2 separate regions of the Mus musculus genome follow, and region 2 is linked to region 1. The links are chromatin loops, found by intact Hi-C in ENCODE. Cell type or tissue: gastrocnemius. All regions are shown on one strand. Links, peaks and the distances in the headings refer to the core of each region. The heading gives the core; the rest is flanking DNA. Region 1 overlaps Syn3 (synapsin III). Region 2 overlaps Syn3 (synapsin III).

What was found. A loop is a pair of places that touch in the nucleus more often than their neighbours do. Peaks named below come from ENCODE experiments on the same cell type or tissue, not always from the same donor. Only the 100,000 strongest peaks of a DNase experiment are listed, where the experiment ranks them.
Region 2: it touches region 1 in a loop (2.9-fold over the local background); 4 of 42 quality-filtered maps call a loop at or near these places.

What each region holds. Positions count from the first base shown.
Region 1 is chr10:86,062,183-86,067,560 of GRCm38, reverse strand. Syn3 (synapsin III) reads left to right here. Exons shown (of 14, transcript NM_013722.3): 11 at 2,631-2,765; 12 at 3,512-3,599. Among named protein-coding and RNA genes, the nearest start is that of Gm51812, 4.2 kb to the left of the region's middle. In gastrocnemius, for the core only: a CTCF peak has its summit at 2,543 (motif pointing left); DNase peaks (open chromatin) are centred at 2,482 and 4,672; H3K27ac peaks cover 2,095 bases.
Region 2 is chr10:86,164,211-86,169,588 of GRCm38, reverse strand. All of the region lies in intron 6 of Syn3 (synapsin III), which reads left to right. The region is part of intron 2 of Gm35636 (a long non-coding RNA gene); the gene reads right to left. Among named protein-coding and RNA genes, the nearest start is that of Gm35636, 5.0 kb to the right of the region's middle. In gastrocnemius, for the core only: no CTCF peak of the experiment used is centred there; a DNase peak (open chromatin) is centred at 2,636; H3K27ac peaks cover 2,246 bases.

The sequences.
Region 1 (5,378 bases), core at 67-5,066:
TTACAGTCAAGAAGTCTTGTTCTTGCAGAGGACCTAGGTTTGGTTCTAGGCATCCAATGTCATGGTCACAGCCATCTGGAATATGCATATGTAGACATACATGCAGGCAAACACACTACACATAAAATAATAAACCGTAAGGAGTAAAAAAAAAGGATATAGACTGGTTTCCTCTTCTCTTGGTTTACACACACACACAGAGCTGTGAGCTCTGGTCTCTGAGATCTCTCCACTTGCACAAAAAGCCATCCATACCCATGTGTCCCAGCTCTGGACACTGAACAAGGGTAGGAATGAAAGATGCTTCACATTTAAAAACAAACAAACAAAAAAGCCAATTTGGGTCTTCTAAATACAAGAAAACAACTTTTCACAAATGTTCCAGAAAACCTCAAACAAACAAAAAAAGATGGCTTTCAGATTTGTTTTTTGGTTTGTTTGTTTTTTTTTTTTTTCCTCAGAAACATTAGAGAATTGTTTTCCTTTGGAGTTTGGGGTGGAGTCAAGAAGAGAGGGAGTTTATTCCTGGGAATCTAAAATGTATCTTTCCCAGTAAGGGGGACAAGGGAGCAGAGATCCAAAAATATTGTCTCTGTAGTACTTGTGACACATTTGTGAGGGTGCTCAGGGGAAACACCCGGGACCTCTTCCTCTCTGATCTGGCCCAGGGAATGACCTTGCTCACTGGGAAACAATGTTTCCCTGGGGAGAGTGTGTCCACTGTTGGGGATTCCAGTTCTTGACTTCAGGTTCCTTGTAGCGGCCATTTTCCATTTCTCCGAAGAGAATGTAGAGACTGATCCGGGGCAGAAAACAATGGGTAAGGTTAAAGGAAAGAGGGACAGGCAGGGTGCTGGGAGCCCGGGAGCATTGGGGACAGACTCAAGCACCTTTGTAACTGCTGCTGGAGACTGCCCGTGACCCCAGAGGGATCCATTTAGGGACAGTTTACAGGCCCTTCTGGAATCCATACCCACACCCTAGTTTGCTTTTCAATTTCTGAGGCACTCCAGGTGCTTGTACTCAAAATCCCCTGAAAGTCACAGTCAGGAGAGTCTTAGCAGCCGCCTGAACCCTTAATTTACAGTTGACAGAAAATAGACCTGGAAAAGACAAGAGACTTCCCCCAGGCAAGTTCACAGCAGAACACAGGCCTGGAACCCTGGCTGCCTCATGTGACGTCAGAGCTGCCCAGTGCTTGCTTAGGAGGTCCCTGCTGCTATAGAACTCTCTGTCTCCTCACCACTGATGAGGAGACAGTAAAAATCCTCGAAGACTCACTCTGAGATAGGGTCCCATGTAGCCCAGGCTGCCCTCAAATTCAATATGTAGGAAAACCTTGAACCTCTGATGGCCCCTGTCTCTGCCTCCTGAATGTTGGAGTCATGGCTGCTAGGGGTGGAAGCCCCTAGCATGCAAAGTGAGTACTGTAGTCACATCTCCAGCCCAGCAAAGTGATACCTGAAGATAGTGCTGACGTCATCTATACCTGGTTCTTAGAATAGTATCCCATATATCACCAGTGCTCGGTGACACTGTACTGTCAAGCCCTCCCATGGTGAACAGAGCTTACTGCAAGAACTTCCCCCCACCCACCTCAGGACACAGGCCACCCTGACTCTGTGGGTACACATGGCCAATGATAATTCTGGGACAAAGCCCTCCAATGGGACAGTTGAGTGAGCTCAGCAAAGACATGGGTACAGAGGGGCTCCTGGGTCCTGAAGGGTTTCTGGAGGAAAGGCAGACTTGGTGTTTCATGATGGATAAGGAGTTAGCCAGGAGAGGGGTGGGCAGAGAGACCTGGGTACAGGGTCTGGCAGTGAGAATATCCAATGACCCCAGAGCTGAGCAAGGGGCAGAGTGGGTTTGTCAGGGTGAATCAGGTGACAGACAGGGGAAGACTGGATTCCAACAGTAGAGGAAAGAGGTGGTGAACACAGCCTTGTCACAGGTCTATCAAGACTTTATGTTCCCTTTAGACCATCAGCTGCTGATACCTAGTGATCAACTGACTCACATCTCTGAGCCTCAGTTTCCCCTTCTACTCCAAAAGTAGACTGACCAACATGACCTCCCATAATGCCACCCCTTCTTCCTTAAGGACAGCTGATTTCCAAGGAGAATTTCATTTTAGGCCTGTGTCCTGCCAGGAGCCCCGAGACAAATGTCTTTCCTCTTTTGTCTTCTCTGTTAACCCTGGGTCACTTCCAGCCTGTGTCAAATTTTTAGTTGTTGTTATAACTGAGCCCCCACTAGTTCCCAGTTCTGAGGACATCTTTAACCTTGGGCCAGAAGAGAGAGGGCCAGCCCCAGCCCTGGGAGGACGGTGGAGTGGGAAATGAGGGGTTGGGAAATGAGGGGGTGGAGACCGACGCCCCAAAGAAAAGTACAGAAAAGGTCAACACATGCTTCCTGGCCCCAGTCACGTTGCTGGACTCCAGCTTGTGGAGGCTGAGTTGAACTGAATCCAGGGAGGGAGCCCAGACATCAGGAAGGACCCAGCTGGGCACTTTGCATGGAGGACATTGCCATCTAGTGGTCATTCTGTGTTGAGCCCAGTGTCAACATTCCTGGAATCTGAAGCCCTCTTCAGGGTCCTTCAGCCTCCTTTGCTCCCTCCCCACTAGGTCATGGACAGTTCAATGCCCCTGATTGGAGAACACGTGGAAGAAGACAAGCAGCTAATGGCTGACCTTGTCGTTTCCAAGATGAGCCAACTCCTGGTGCCAGGGGCCACGGTGCCCTCACCTCTGAGACCTTGGGTAAGGTTCTCTTGAGAACAAAGAATAGTGGCTCTGGAATGAAAGCCCCTAGGATCCAAAGGAGATAACCCCGGGCTGGCATCATGTAGAATGGGTTGGGGACAGAGGCAGGAAGGGCCTTGCAGGGGCCCTCTCAGAGCCTCATATTCCCTAGGAAGAAAACTGTCCCATCAGCCTTTAGACAGATTGTTAGCAACATTCATCTCTGTGTTCCCATGTTGGACCTGAGCAGAGGTGTGTGCAAGAATACTTGTACACAGATGCCCTATGTCCCCAGTGCACAGGTCAATAGAAACTATTGTGTCTCAGTTTTCCCCACCCCCCAAACCAGCAATCTCACAATACACACACACACACACACACACACACACACACACACACACACACTGCTCAGGCCTTAGCAGGGACTACCAGACCAGTCTTCAAAAGTTTACCAGCTTGCTAGCCTTCTGGGAAAGCAAGTTTCAAATCTTGCCCCCAACCCCAGCCCCTCCTTATTCCACAGAAACTCATCTCTTCATAGACAGGGGGAAAGTAGTTAAACTCAAGGGGCTGTTGGGAGCCAGGGGGCGGGGGGAGGCATTTGCAGCATCCTAAAAATCTATTCTAAAAATCTATCATGAGCTACACTGAAGAATTGCGCATCATGGATTTTACATCGGTGATTTTTTTAAGGCTTATATAAGGCTTAGCCTCCCACCAGAAATACTGTAGCCACTGGCATCATTTCTCTTCTCTTGCTCTAGGGTCCACAGACTAAACCTGCAAAATCTCCAGGGCAAGGCCAGCTAGGACCTCTACTAGGACAGCCCCAGCCAAGGCCACCTCCACAAGGTAAGCCACAGGTCAGCCACAGAGAGACACTGTTTTCAATAACATTGAAATGCAGTGCAGAGGACTGTGAGGTGTCTCAGTGAGAAGAACTCCTTTTGTGCAAGCATGAAGACATGAGTTCAAATCCCCGTCACACAAGTAACAAGCTGGGCATAGGCAAACATGCCTGTAGCTACAGCACTGGAGGAAGGGAGAAACAGGCAGTTCTTGGGAACTGGCTAACGGGTTAGTCTAGCTCAAATGGTCAGCTTCAGGCTCAACAAGAGATGCTGTCCAAAGCAGTGTTTCTCAACCTGTGGGTCATAACACCTTTATGGTTGCATATCAGATATCCTGCATATCAGACATATACGTTGTGAATCATAATAGTAGCAGAATTACAGTTATAAAGTAGCAAGGTGGTCACTGAAATGTGAGGAACTAGATTAAGGGGTCACGGCATCAGGAAGGTTGAGAACCACTGGGCTAGAGTAAGGTAGGAAGCAATAGAGAAAGACACTCAGTGTCCTCTAACCTCCACGTGTACATCCAAGGGTGTGTACCTACACAGAGCAACTAAATAATAATTAAATCAATAAAAGTGCATTGCTGGAGACAATGGTTCTCTACCTTCCTGGTGCTGCAACCCTTTAACACAGTTCCTCGTGTTGTGGTAATTCTAAACCACAAAATTATGCTTGTTGCTATTTCATAACTAATTTTGCTACTGTTATGAAGTGTAATGTAAAGATCTGTGTTTTCTAGTGGTCTTAGGCAATCCCTGTGAAAGGGTTGACCACACGCACGCACGCACACACTCATGCACGCACGCACACACACACGAGGCCACGATCCATGAGAACTGCTGGTCTAGACAATCCATCCTGGTGCTTTATCCTTACTGTGTATACTCCCTCCATCTACATGATGAGGACCCTAGGAGGGATGCTGTCCTCCTGAGGTCAGGGAAGGAGTTGGAAAGAGAGAACAGAAGGATTGCTAAGTATTTAACCTGTCAGCCCCTGTGCTGGGGCCACTCCCTTCTACACTGGAATTCGTCCTCCCTACTGCTCTGTAGAGGAAGCGTTAGGGTTTCCCTGTTCCCCAGTAGGAAGTTGAAGCTTTGCCCAGGAAGGCACAATGAGAAGATGGCTGGTTTACAAGCCTGGACCTTTAAGCCTTCTGGGAAATGTTATTTCTAGCCACTAGTGGTGCCTGAGTATACATTTGTGAGCCAAGCAGCTAGAGTGAGAAAGATAAAAGAAACTCCTAACATTATACCCTCAGCTGCCAACATTATTCCTCAAAAGAGTTGCTGCTTGATAGGGGGTGGATACAGGAAGGACCACAAGAAGTGAGGGGAAGGGGCGGGGGTGTCAGGAGAATAGCTAAAGACCTCCTGGAGGAAGGCTCTCCCACGAAAGGGCTCAAGAGGAGTACCTACAAGCATGTCTCTTGCAGCAGAGGAGGGTGCTCAGCTCCGCTGCTCTGAGCCAGCTGGGGCTTCAGAACAGCTTGCCATGGGAATGCCAAGGCAGATGATCTCCTGTGGTCTTGACAGAAGGTGTCTCCTCCATTCTGTCCTGAACTTTCTAGTCACTTCTATTAAAGTGACAGATGGCTTCCTCTTCCACAGCTCTAGGAAACACAGCTCCCACTTCCTTCCCTCCCTGCCTTCATCCCTTTCAGCCTTCTCTCTCTCCTTCCTGTAAAAGCAACTTTGTCTCAGAGGCTCACTGCCTGTGTCTGCTAACCTAGGCCGCCTAGTCCTGGAAGCTTCTAGCTTCTGTACAATCTACT
Region 2 (5,378 bases), core at 294-5,293, 100 kb before region 1:
TAGTGTGCACAAGATACTCTGAACTTGCTCCTTCTCTGTATATCAGAAACCAACTAATTCTTTCAGCCACTCCTATACTTAGGTACTTTCTCCTTTGACAGCTGAGGAAGCCAAGGGTTTGCGATGTCCATTTGCCCAGGGTTGTACAGGTAATAGGTAAAGAGAATTTTGCTGAGCCTAGTCTCCGATCACAGGTGTGTTAATGCAGTGCTGTGTTCCGTTCATCAAACCAGGAAATCTCTTTCTGGTTCTCTCAAACCAGAACTCAGGTCAGGTTGTGTCCGACGTCCGATGCAGTGCTTACACTTTCAACCTTACCTATGTCTGTGCTATGACTCATCTATTGGTCATCCTTTAACTTTTCCACGTTAAGTTGAATAAATGCCTTTTAGAGGAAGCTGCATGTGAGGGAGGACCATAAATGAGGGTCAATAGCTCGTACCACAACAGACAAAGTAGCCATTAAAAGGATCTACAGAAACAGGATCTACAGAAAAGAGGGCATAGTTCAGTTACCAAAGGCTTGTCTAGCGTTCACAAACTCTTGGATTGTGTCCCCACTGCACAAAAAAACCTGGACATAGTGGCAAATGCCACTAATCTCAGCATTCCAGAGGTGGAGGCAGGAGCATCAGAAGTTCACAGTCATACAAGGCTACACAACAATTGCCAATCCAACTTGACATTCCAGGGGACCCTGTTTCAAAAGATAAAATGATTTACAAAAATAAAGCAGATTTATTAAGTTCAAACCGGCTTGCCTTAGCTCTAAGCTCCCAGAGAAAGTTGGATGTTTGTGGGCACAGGGTATGTGGCAGGTTGAACTAGCTCTAAACTTAGATATTCTTGATGGCTTCTCAAGGTTAGGAAGTTCATTGAAAATAGAAGAATGTCCTGCTTCAATGGTTCGATGTATGAATATATTCAGGTTCCACCAAAACCTACTGGAGGGGCCACCAGAAACTCTGGCTCTATTTCAGATGTACATGGCTTTGGAAGAAAGGCCCAAAGTAGTTCTGAGGAAAGACCCCAAGAACCTTCTGGAAATCCTTCAGTCCCTCCTTGGATTGAGTCTTTAGAGGCCACTAAAGATCTGTCTGTGTGACCAAGGATTGTGGCCAGTGTTCTCAATGAGTAGAACACATTGCTGTAGTTCAGACCAGTCCATTAAAGCCATGATCACAAGCCTACAGCACTATTGAGGACTGATAGAAACTTTAAGTGGTGGGACCTAGAAAAAGGAAGTTAGGTCATTAATGGCATATTCTTGAAGGGGATGTCGGGACCCTGGCCACTTCCTGTCTCAATCTTTGCTTCCTGACTGCTGCCGTACAGTGAGCTGTTGCTTCTGACCTAAGCTCTGCCATCTTGTACAACTCTAGATGTCCCTCCCATGCACAGACACCTCTGTAGTCCCTTTATTTCAATGGGAATTGGAAATTTATTGGAAGCTATGCCCACCCACCATAAAGAGGCAACCATTTTGGCTTTAGAGTCTCATTGCTACTCCAGTGACCCAGAAAACACTGCACTGATCCCTTGAACCCAGATCCTGCAAAACATTGGGATTTTCTGCCTATCCTAGGGCTTCTGTGTCCCGTAAATTAACCCTTCTCAAACTCCCCTTTTGTGGGAACCTCCGCATCATCTCTTCCCACAGCCAAGGAATTGTTTTCCCATCACACAAGTGAGGGACCTTCTGCTGAGTGCAAGCATTTCTCCCAAATCAGTTCTCTCCCGTGTCAAAAGTTGCTTTATTTTTTGTAAGGAGCTGGGTCTTTGAATCAAAAGCTGGAGAGCAAAGGAGTGCAGACCTTTCCCAAAACATTGGCCACGTGGCAGCAGCATGGCTGGAAAGACAAGGACACCGCAGAACAAAAACACAAACCAGCTGATTTCACCCGGCTTCGCAAGTGTTTAACACATGCACACACACACACACACACACACACACACACACACAGATGTGTGCACACATACACACAGGTATGCTACACAGCTGATTTTGATAGATTGGCAATTTCCTGTCATCCCTAGACCTTTATCTCCATTTTATCCTTTGACTTTAAGGGTACATATGACTTTCTTCTTGTTTTTTCTATTGTTCGTAGTGTGTGTGTGTGTGTGTGTGCGTGCGTGTGTTTGCTTTCTCTTTTGTTGTTCATCTTTTTTCTCGATTTTTCTAAGAAAAGTGTTCTGAAGGAAAGAATCTCATAAGACACTCCTTTGTTTTCTTTTGTGTTCTTAACTCTGCCCCAGCTTGGGATTCTGCTCCCTGTCTGTGCACAGCAAGGCCTAACCAACTTTCTGGGCTGTTCCCTCCCCTTCCCAGGAACAGTGAGAAACAGCAGAGAAAGCCATCAAAGGCTGCAGCTCCACAGGCCCCGTGCCTCCTGCTTGGGCACAGAGAGAGGAAAGAGGCCCCTGTGGGCCCCAAAGGGGATTTCTTCACTTCCTGGCAGTCTCCAGTACACAAACTGTGTTTGCTAGGAGGGAAAGGAATGCTATTGATGGCGTTGATGCTGCTGGAGAGGAGAAACAAAAATAATCTGGGACCACTGGCTCTGTTTCCTGTGCATGTGTCTGTGTGTCTGTCCTGTCCCCAGCCTGTCTGGCAAGCTCCGTGCTTGTTTGGGCTGGAAAAGGTTCGTGGAGAGGGCTCCATGGAGCCAGGGCCTGCTGCAAAGACATTTCCAGGGTCCATGACCCTGGCCCAGCAAAGTAGGACAGCTGCCACCTGGCACCTAGAAGTGTCTATTCTCAGTTGTGGCCACAGGGATGGAGAAAGCCTCCTTCCTCCTTAACTGCTCTGTTTCCTCTGTGCCCATCAATCTCTGGCCCTACAGGCATGACCTGTGCTTAGACCGTTGCTTGTATGTTTCAAGCCCACCTCCCACCCCCCACCCCCACCCCCACCCCCACTTAACTTTAGGCTCCTTAAGACATAGTAGGTGACTCAAGGTGAACCCTAGCTCTTGGTCCCTGCCTAGAAGTTTCTGGAATTCAGTAGATACTCAGCATATTTAGTAGAATGGCTTCTATGTCCACTCTCTGTCTTTCAACTTTCCTTCCCTGACACCACCTGTCTTACCTCTGAGAGAATCATCTCGAGCCTGAGGATGCTGTAGGGAGAGCCTGGCTGTCCTCATTCTGCAAAGGAAGATACTAACCTCAAACCCACCTTCACACTGATAGTAAAATGTGGAAACTTTAGGATCTGAGATGTTGGTTTGTTTCCCACCCCCCAACCCCACCCCCCCCCCCCCCCCGGTATCTTTCCATTGCTACATTTTCTCTTTCATCTCTTCTGTTACTTTCTTTTCTTGCCTTCTCTGCCCACCGATATACCTGCCCATAATCACCCTTTCCATTCTGGCCAACCATGTCTCCATCTGTGACTTAAGGACTCTATGGGCTCTGAGCAGAAGACTGAGATGAATCCACTGTGTGAACCCAGATGTATCAGCAGAGAGGAAGCAAGGATGAGCACCAGTTAGCTGAACTCATATCTCTACTCTTCTCACTCCTGGAGACATATTTCTCCGTGACTTTTATTTAAGATCACCTCGTCATGGTCTGTGTGTGCATCTTATAGGTACATATTCGTGTGGGTGTGTACACGGGTGGGTAGAAGTCAGAGGTCAATATTAGATCATTTCCCTAATCACTCTCTAATTTACTGTTTAACACGGGGTCTCTCAGTGAACCTGAAGCTCACCAATTCAGCTAGGTTAGCAGACCAATGAGCTGGAGGCACATTCTTGTCTCCGTTGCCCCCCCACCCCCCATCTCATCTCAAGCATACAGATGCGTGCTGCCATGCCTGGATTTTTATATGGCCCTGGGAATCTGGACTTGAGGCTTCCTTCTTGCACAGAAGGCATCTTCCCTGTCCTCCATGAGCCAGTTCATCTTTTTCTTCTTGTGAGTGGAATCATAGTCTTCGTGTCTGGTGTCCCTTTCTAGGTTCTTCTATGCAGCAGCACTTATTAAGACTTCATTCCCTTCTTATACCCTTGTATGGATACCTGGATTTTGAGTATCATTTATCAACTGATGAACAATTAGACATTTCTCATATTTTTGGTAATATCAAAAATGCCTTTATGAACATTTGTGAGCAAGTACTTATATTGACATTGCATTTTCATGTTTTTGAGGAGATACTTAATTTTTAGGTTAAGGGCATTTTAACAAAATGTACATTCCCGGGCCTCTAGACCCTCTAAATCAGACCATGGGAAGAGATGCAGAGCATTTCATGGACAGTTAGTTAGCTCTGTGGAGATTCTGAAGTACATGGGGGACTAACACTCATTCTAATCACATGAGCTTCACTGTCTAGATCCCATGTCAGAAGGCACAGGGCTGCCTCACTGCCTGGGAGTCCAGCACAATGCCTCAACAGGGAAGAACAGTTTATCTAGTGATTTCTAATATGTATGCCTCCTCCTAAGCACACCAATCCCCAGAATCAGCCCACACAGAGCTGCTATGCCAGCTATTGCTGCTGCAAAGATAGAGATGAGACAGCCCTACATGGAGTCATAAGGTAGACCAGGACCTTCTGACCTGCCCAGCGCTCATCCAGCACCCTATCAATGGCTGTTCTCTAAACCAAGCATTCTAAAAATTAATCAAGTGTTTAAAAAGACTGGGGGCCCCCTGTTCTTCTCAGCTATACCCTTCTGGGTTCCCTAGTGGAAGTTCTGCATCCCTGAATTACAGTTTGAAACCCTCCCATCTCAGAGATTGTCATCTAAATGAGGTTAGTAATATGTCATTAATTCAGTCATCAAAATTTTCTAAACATTTGCCTTGGGTCAGGAACTGTAGTAGATTCTAGGTAAACAGTAAAAAGACACAGCTCGGCCTGGAGAGATGGCTCAGCCATTAAAGGCTATCACAACCAAATCATCAAAAAGGCACAGTGTCTGTCCCTGGATTATTCACAGTTTATCATGAAGGTCCAGAATAAATGCTATAATAGTGTGGTTGGATGACCTGGAGATACCCAGGCAGGCTTCCTGGAGGAGACAGGCCCTCAGCAGACTTGAAGACATTGTAGGGGAGGAGATGTCATTTCAGGCAGAGGCTTTATAGGTACAATGGTAAAAAGGCAAAAGGAGGCTGCTTGTCTAGGGGGAGGGAGTGGGTTTTGTGGCTCTGCAACACCCAGATCATAGAAAGGAGGGGCAGGAAGGGTGTGAAATAAAAGGATGGCCCAGGATCAAATGGGAAGGGGTGGGGCCTTATGTCACACAAACAACACTAATGCAATGCTAGGCCACGAGTCCTGACATCGCCAAACTAAAGGGGAGGAGGTGTGTGTAACTCATGAGCATTAGAAAAGCAAAAGAAATCCCCAGGAGGCAGCG